Regions from separate parts of the Homo sapiens genome. Here region 1 is linked to region 2. The links are chromatin contacts, found by Hi-C or POLR2A ChIA-PET in ENCODE. All regions are on one chromosome and are shown on one strand. The core of a region is the stretch at or near the end of the contact, and the rest is flanking DNA. Distances in the headings are between cores, read along the strand shown. Region 1 has its middle 32 kb from the start of LINC01991. Region 2 overlaps LOC105374264 (a long non-coding RNA gene).

The links. A loop is a pair of places that touch in the nucleus more often than their neighbours do. ChIA-PET counts read pairs that join two places held with the same protein, here RNA polymerase II (POLR2A). Pooled maps may share reads with other maps.
Region 1: a map of PC-3 shows a loop between it and region 2 (3-fold over the local background). The contact joins two enhancer-like sites. A Hi-C loop is called at or near these places in 1 of 168 maps with a recorded cell type or tissue (PC-3) and 4 of 50 pooled maps. POLR2A ChIA-PET finds 5 or more read pairs at or near these places in 2 of 52 experiments (A549 and CD4-positive, alpha-beta memory T cell).

What each region holds. Positions count from the first base shown.
Region 1 is chr3:187,942,414-187,946,657 of GRCh38, reverse strand. No RefSeq gene overlaps it. Among named protein-coding and RNA genes, the nearest start is that of LINC01991, 32 kb to the left of the region's middle. Within about 2 kb of position 2,862, at least 3 of the 41 ENCODE cell types and tissues checked have a DNase peak (open chromatin) inside an H3K27ac peak, as active enhancers do; they include PC-3, where a contact is called at or near this core.
Region 2 is chr3:187,876,841-187,880,896 of GRCh38, reverse strand. LOC105374264 (a long non-coding RNA gene) reads left to right here. Exons shown (of 3, transcript XR_924813.3): 2 at 3,775-3,890. Among named protein-coding and RNA genes, the nearest start is that of LINC01991, 98 kb to the left of the region's middle. Within about 2 kb of position 2,321, at least 2 of the 41 ENCODE cell types and tissues checked have a DNase peak (open chromatin) inside an H3K27ac peak, as active enhancers do; they include PC-3, where a contact is called at or near this core.

The sequences.
Region 1 (4,244 bases), core at 1,613-4,112, 65 kb before region 2:
TCTATATCTCACATACACGTTTTCACCTCTCTTGTGACACAATTGTCCTCTCCTGATTGGAGCTGTCTGACAACATGCTCCCTGGACAACTACCAGACTTCAAAACCCTGCAGGCAGGGGTATGGTTCAGCCCTTCAGCTCACAGCACAATGCTGTCCTCCAAAAATGCTTGTGCAATGATGAATTCATCAGAAGACAGAAACATACAAACTAGTGGATGAAACAGAGGGAGTCTGTATTTATAGAATCTCATGGGTAAAACAGTCATGTCGTTCAACAGTTCTGATACTATGGAAGAGCTCATTCTAAAAGCATTTGAAGTAGAGGCTGTTGTTTCCTATTAAAATAAAAACGCTTGCTGTACTTTGGGGAGGTCTTGAGAGACACCACCTGGCACTGGCCTGTGACTGAAGACACTTGAGTTCTATGAGTCTCAGGGTGTGTGTATGTGTGTGTGTGTGTGTTTAACTGAGAGTACTGAGATGATTTACTACCAGGGTTGTCATGAAGATGAAACAAGGTAAGGTACTTATACATGTTTGTTGCAGGATTGCCACTCGCTATGCCTTTGATACTTAACAGCTACTAGCTAGTCAGAGGAATCATCCGTTTTTCTCCTATCACAGAGCCCAAATAATTCATGGGGATAGAGGAGAAAAGGGCAATAGGAAACTTGAAACTGAGTCTTCCTTTTCAGGACATGAATGCTCTGGATCTTAGGAAATGGTTATCCAGGATTCTAAACCTAATGATTTAAAGAAATGGTGTCTGATATCCAGCCCCATGCTAAGCTCTTCCTTAGTTTCAGTTGTGTGACTTACTCACCAGTAATTCAGGAATTGAGCACGCCTGGACTCTGGGCCTGCGGTCTCCATCCTAGAGACCTTCACACTGGGCAACCAGAGGTGTGGGGTGGAGAAAGGACTGGCCTGGCATCCGTGGGACCAGGGTTTGTCCTCTGAATCATCTCTTGACCATGGAACATTCATTTCCCCTCTTTGGGCTTTAGCTTCCTTGTCAAATGAGAACCTGGACTAGCTGCTCCATAAGACCAATCACCATAGTTCTGTTATGCAAAATTGAGATGTTCACAGTCTCTGCTCCCCGGCATCTGCATTCTTCTTCCTTCTTGTCATGTCTACCCATCCTAATGACTAGGGTCAGTTGAGTGAGAAAAAGCCTGTAATATAGTGCTTTACATGTTTAAAGTGCTTTCATACTCACTTACCTTATTCTACCTTTACAAACAGGTCAACAGGACACACAGGTGGATGTCATAATCCCCATTTTATAGAATATAAGAATGAGTCTTAGAGATGGGGAGGGGTGCTCAGTAGAGGCAGAGCAGCACCTTTGCATTCCCTGTTCTGATTTTTTCTGCCAGTGACTCCCAGGACTGGTGGCGGTTATAGTGCTGGATTTGGTTCCCTGGACCAAAACAAAGCCCCTTCTGCTTCCTCATGATCTTTCTCCCACTGCCCATTCTCCCACTGCCCAGGTCCCAGTCACCTTAGTCCTTCTTGCTTGGCCTCCCAATAAGAGTAGGATGTGGTGGAGCTGAGTCCGGGGCAGAGCCACTTGGTGAAGTTTGACAGGGGTTGGTTTTACCCTTCTGCCACTTCCTCCTTCATCCTGTGCTAAAGTATTTCTTCAGGTTTCGCCTTTTGACCAAGCCTCCACACGAGGGTCTGGGAAACTTAGAGCTATTGTTCTGTGGGTATGCAGAGGCAGAATACTGAGAACAGAGACAGTGCACGGGGGCAACCTAGGCCAAGTGTGACAGTGAGACTTCTGAGATGCATGCTTGACTTGCTCTGATGGGTTGAAAACAAGTAATTGGGCAGAAAGTCATGCACCTGGAAGATAAAATGATAAGCTTCTAAAGTGGGGGCAGGGAGAGGTAGCACAATGCTTGCAATGAAAACAGGTGTATGCATTATTAAGCAGAATTAGTCAAGGTGAGTTGGAAGAATTTAGGCATCTCTGTTGAAACATTTTTCACACCCATCCTACTTTTCTTAACTACCACCGCCCTCTCACTTCTCATTCAGGAGGTTGCAAAAGCCTCCCAACTGGTCTCCCTGTGCCAGTCCTTTCCGGCTCCTTTCCACCCCGCAACATGGATCTCAACCTACCTGTTCAGCTGTATTCCTCAGTGCTCCCGTCTGAGCATGCAGTGCTGCAACCCAGGCAAACGACTCACTCTTCTCGTCCTGTACTTTTCCATCTCCAGCCTTTGCTAGTGTGTTTCTCCCTCTGCTTAATTCTCCTACCCTGCAAGTAGAAATCCAACCTCACTCTTTCAGGCCCACTTCAAATGCCACCTCCCCTGTGAAGTCTTTCCTAATCCTACCCTCTTCTTTCCTTCCCAGAGGAATGACCCCTCCCCCCTCAGGAGTGTATAGAACACTCGATTACTTGGCCTGCCCTTTAAGGGTTCCTATTGCCATCTACCTGGTATTTTAACTATTTCTGTGCATGTCCTATCTCCCCTACCAGACGGGGATCACCTTGCAGTCAGGAAAGGGATCACTTTCGAATTTGCATCCCTCAAAGTCTTGGCTGCTGTTTAGTTATCTGAAGAATTAATAAAGACATGAATGAAGAGTACTTGTTGGGACAGGAAAGAGAAAAGCTCTAGCATCTTAGCTTAAAACTCAAATTAAACTGGTGATGCAATTTGAGACACGTGTTGAGTGAAACGCAAATAAATATGTTCAAAGAAAGCTGGATCAGAAAGAAAAGAGCCTGGCAAGGGAGTGCAACCCAGGGGACCAAGAAAATAGGTATGAGGGAGAGGGAGACAGTAATGTTTGTTTTATGCTTGGTAACAGGAGAAGTCAACAGAAGCTGGAAGAAGCATTTTAGGGTGGGACTGAATGAATCACAGAGCTTCTATTTAACCCTTATATAGCCCCATATGTCTTCCCCAGTGTAGAAGCCGTAGGAAAGAAAAGTGTCTGCAGTATTAGTCGGCATCAAGAGTTATGATTACCTTTAGTCAGGCCAGTGAATAATTTTAACATGGGCACGGTATGATCCATGCCACTGAATGTTCACAGCCTACTTGGAAAAGACGACATGGTTCCAAGCAACCATGACAAAGTATATATTCAAATGTGCCTTCAGAATGTATAGAACACTTGCTATGGGACAGTGGAAGAGCCCACCAGTAATTCCAAATAGGAGAAGGTGGAAGCAAGCACGATGAGGGAGACTTTATGGAAAACATGATTTAGAAGCAGAGGCTTCAAGAATGGGCCCAACTTTCACCAGTCTCCGGGAGTGGTCCGTGAGAAGGAGTCACAGTACAATTCAAGCTAGAAAGGTTGCCGAGGAAGGCAAGCCTGATGGGCAGGGACAGAAGGGACTATAATGCCCAGTTGGGCAGCAATGCCAGCTCACCTTTTGGAACACTTGTGGGTATTGACCGACCTGTGTTTATGCACTAGAATGAGAAAGCTCACACTGTTTTGTGTGTGTGGTGAGTAGGAAAGGTAAGCAAAACTAGAAATTACAAAAAGCCTACTGAACAATGGAAAGCAATTCTCCCTCATCTGAACTCAGTTCCACCTGTGCAGGCGGAGTGCAGACGGTGAGTCCCTAAGGCAGGCCAGTGTTGGAAAGGGAGGCTTATCTTGGTCATTCATTGTCCCTTGGCTTAGGGAAAGTGAAGGCTAAAAGTAATGTGAGGAATGAGGGACTTTTCACTTTCAGCAGATCTTGTATATTTATTGCCTCATCTGCATAGGTAAATCAGAGTGGTCAGCAGTGCAGGGTGAGGCAGCGGTTAGCTGTGCAGCTGCATGAGGAGGCTCCAGCAGCGGCAGGGCGGGGAGTCCCCAAAGCCGCTTTTGGGACCCAGTGCCTGCGCCGTCTAGAGCTAGGTGGAAGAGAAGCGGGAAGGACAGAGGAAAGGGAAAGAGAGGCTGTGGCAGAGAGGAAAGGGCTCCTAGGTGTCATTTAGGACAATCCCTCTATTTTACACTTGGGAAAGCTGAAGTCAAGAGGTCCTTGTCCACAGTTACAGGGTCCTCAAGAATTAGTGTACGTCCTATCCCTTTGCACAACTGTGGTGGAGGAGAGGGATGGGAAAGGTAGACAACTAAAAGTGAAGAGTCCATGGGTCCTCCACAAGATATGCTGGCACGCCCTCCTAACCCGCTGTTCCCTGACGGTCAGCTTCTGTCTCTTACTTACTTACGTTTCAAATCAGTGTTCTCCAGGGCCACAGGACCTTTGGG
Region 2 (4,056 bases), core at 1,072-3,571:
TTTAAATTTTAGATCTTGGGACTCTCACATAAATGCTGGGGGATTCACCACCTTACTAGACCTTCTAGGTATTTAAAGATAGCAGTCATGACATCTTTGATTCTTCTCATTTCCTGGCTAAATTCTGTTTCTTTACTTTGTCTAAGTTAAGATTTACATTATCTGCAGAATTAAGGCGACATTATCCACTGCTAAAAATGGCAGCAGCTATATGGTGGGAGGAGTTTGAATTGGAAGAGATTGTTGTGAGTCATCTCAACTGATCTCATTGACTGATTTTTCCTGATGATTTCTTAACTTTCTTTTACCCCAAAGGCATGATATGTGCTTTTGAGAAGGCTGGTAGATTAGATATTTAGTTGCATGCAGTGTTTCTGTTAAAGATCATAAAAGCTTATAATAGGAATCTGTAGCTTATCTCCTAGTTTAAAGAATGGCCAATGAAAAGGAGGGCTTCTGAAATAAAGGTGAGGAGCAGGCAAATGTCCTTAATATCCAAATTAAAAAACTAACTTCATACTGACAACACGACCAAGCAATTTGGACAATTAGCAAATGGCCAGTCACTTCCACAACAACAAAATCAAATTACTATCTGATTTCAGGGATCCTCTTCTTTAGAAAAATCCCTTCATATACATTCTGAGATATTCTTAAACTATTATATTTTATTTCAAAACAATTCACATTCATTCAAAAAACCCTAGCATGGCTGGGTGTGGTGGTTCACACCTGTAATCCCAGCATTTTGGGAGGCCGAGGTGGGCAGATCACCTGAGATCAGGAGTTTGAGATTAGCCTGGCCAACATGGCAAAACTCTGTCTCTACCAAAAATACAAAAATTAGCTGGGTGCAGTGGTGCGCACCTGTAATCTCAGTTACTGGGGAGGCTGAGGCATGAGAATTGCATGAACCCAGGAGGTGGAGGTTGCCGTGAGTCAAGATCGTGCCACTGCACTCCAGCCAGGGTGACAGAACAAGACTCTGTCTCAAAACAAAACAAAACAGCCCTAGTATACCACTGCATGTTAAGTTCAATATTAGATACTGTGGATACAAAGTCGAATACGACAGTTTCCAAATTCAAAAAGATCCTGTTTCCTCCGTGGGCCAACATAGCTGTATCAACAAATAATTACAGGTACAATGACACAATGGAGAAAGAGAACTTTTAATGACATCTGGGGTGGTCATGAAAGACATTGCAAGAAATAACACTTAAGCCTACTATAGTATCATTGTGTAGATATAATATTCATAAAATTATGCAGTTAAGCAAAGTTTATGTAAATGAACCAACCATACCAAAAAAAAAAAAAAAAAGCTGACCAATTTCTTTTAATTTTACATGATGGGTATTTGTTTTCATATTTATTGAATATACCTTTACTGAAAATCTTCTAAAAGCCAGATATTCACCAGGTATTAGGAGAAAGACAATAATGAGTAAAACATGATTCCTTCTCCCAGAAGTTAGAGTAAAATAGAGGACACAGATGCATACACACTAATACAAGGCCAAAGAGAGTGCAGTCTCTTGGCAAGAGAGTAGGACCAAGGGTGAGGGGAAAAGAAACTTATTCTAGATCCAGCTCAGCCTCTATTTATTCATTCAATATTTATTGAGCAAAATAAACATAATCCTTCAGGAGCTTTTACAGACCAAACACTATTACCATGAGGCTTTGAGCAGTTGCTTTCCTTTTCCAAGAGGTGCTTCACCACCTACAAAATAATGTCTTTATTTGCCCTGGTGTCCAGAATGTACATCTCTTGACATGTTATTTCATTATGGATGAACCAAGAAGGAAATGAAAGGGAAACAGTTGAGGAGAACTGAGAACTAAATTTACCGGTCTCAAAATTCTGTATTGGGCAATTTGGATTATCTCGTAGAAAGAGCTGATTCTTTAAATTCCATTCCAATGATATTGTTGACCACAAGTAGGATTAGAGAAGGGTGGGGTGGCCTTGATGTTAATAAAATTTACCAGGCATGATGGTATGGAATGATGATTTCTACCCCTAAATATATCTATATTCCAATCAGACTGCTTACAATTCCATCAATCGCTCTTCATTCTTTGGAGTCTGTAAATTATCCACGAAAATGCAGAGAAATCCACAAACCATGGGTTTTTCAATATGAATCTAGTCTCTTTTGGGTTCTAATCTGTGTCCTACATATACTGCCCTGAAGATGAAAATTGGTAAGAATTTGCTATTTGGAAAAAAATAGCAAGAAGAGCATGCCAGGCACAGGACAGAGCACAAGCAATCTTCTGAGGTGAAACATGCATGCTCTGTCCAGGTATGCTAACATACCATGTTTGGAATGGAGCTTCAATCAGGGAATAGGAGGAGACAAATAATTCGGGAAAAGAAGTGGGTCCAGATTCTGCAAGACATTAGATGTTAGGCTTAGGAGTCTTTTTTTTAAAAAAAAGTTTTGTAAGTAAGGGCCAGAAAATGTTTTGGAGAGATTAATCTGGATATGCCCTACAGGATAGGAGAGGGCAAAGAGGTATTGTCGTAAGTAACTTCCAAGACCGCATGCCAGAAGTAAATACAATAGTGTTCCATTGTATGTGTGTGCTCTATTTCATGAGCTATCAAATAGCAGGTGGTCCCTGTCTGGGGTAAATTCCCGCTCTGTGTTGGGAGACGGGGATTTGGCCCTCTGCATGACTGGACTCTGAGCCGCAAGCCTCCTGCTACCGTGAGGCAGACAGCAGGCTTGCCATAGCCATCCCTACTCCAGGTTCTTGGGTGAAAAGGCAGAGCAGGCAGGGGTCTTCCTTGCTTCACTTTTAGTGCCAAGTATCTACATATCAAGTGATATAGTCTCACATGTTACTTCCATTTCTTTAACATATTTCTTTGGAATTGAGTTTGTGAATTTAAAAAAGAGCCAGAAGTAGTTGGATGTGGCACACGACATGGTGTTGCACAACAAATTCATACCAAGAAAAACGCCACCATTATAACATTCCACCACACTTATTAGTGTATTTTTCTGCATTTTAAATAAAAATTTAATATATACATTTTTAGCTTTGTATAATGAAATAATTTTAAACTTGCAGAAGAGTTGCAAAAATAGTACAATGAATTCCATATACTCTTCCCCCATATTCCCCTAATGTTAACATTTTTACCACACTTGCTTTATCGTTCTTTTTCTACAAATATATAGAAGGGTTTTTTTTTTTTCTCTGAACTGTCTGTGAGTATGCTGTAGACATGATATCCTTTTACTCCTAAATACTTCAGGGTGTATTTCCTAAAAACAAGGATATTCTTTTAACACGACCACAGTATAATTAGCAAAATTATGAAGTTAACATTGATACAATATTAATGTTAATCTATACACTCTATTCAGATTTTGCCATTTTTTGCATTAAGGACCCTCTTGCTCTACTCTCATATGTTGGCATGGTTTGCCAATGATCTTTTCTCTGGTGAGGCCTTTTATTGTGATGGGATTCCCTTTACTTTCGGTGTCAAAATATCCTTTATTTGATGGGACAATAGTATTTTTATTTACTAGTATTTTTAAATGTTTATTACACAAAATTAAAGATGTCAATCTTATGTCATTTCTTCTTATTTTATTGATTCATTAGTCAAGTTTAAAACCACTGGCATAATTTCGCTAGTCCTCTATTGTTGGACATTTAAATTGTTTCCAGACTTTTAAAGTTCAAACACTGTGGCAGTAAGCAAACTTATATATTTATCTTTTCATTAACATGTGGTTATTTTTGTAGGATAAATCCAAGAAAATAGAGAAGATCAAAAGAAGATACATAGCTGAAAACACTTGAAGGTATAGACTACCTTGAAAGTCACGCAAGAACTGTTCTTCCTGCTTTCCATATCCAAGGTAAATACATTATCCCAATCAATCAGTTACCAGGGTTAAAAAATTGTCTGCAGATGTGAAAATACATATATATATATATGTAACCCCTGCCTCCCGACTTTCTCCAGAGATGAGCTTTTAATTGCTGTGCATTGGAGAACAATCAACTTTCCCTCTTCAGTGTCAG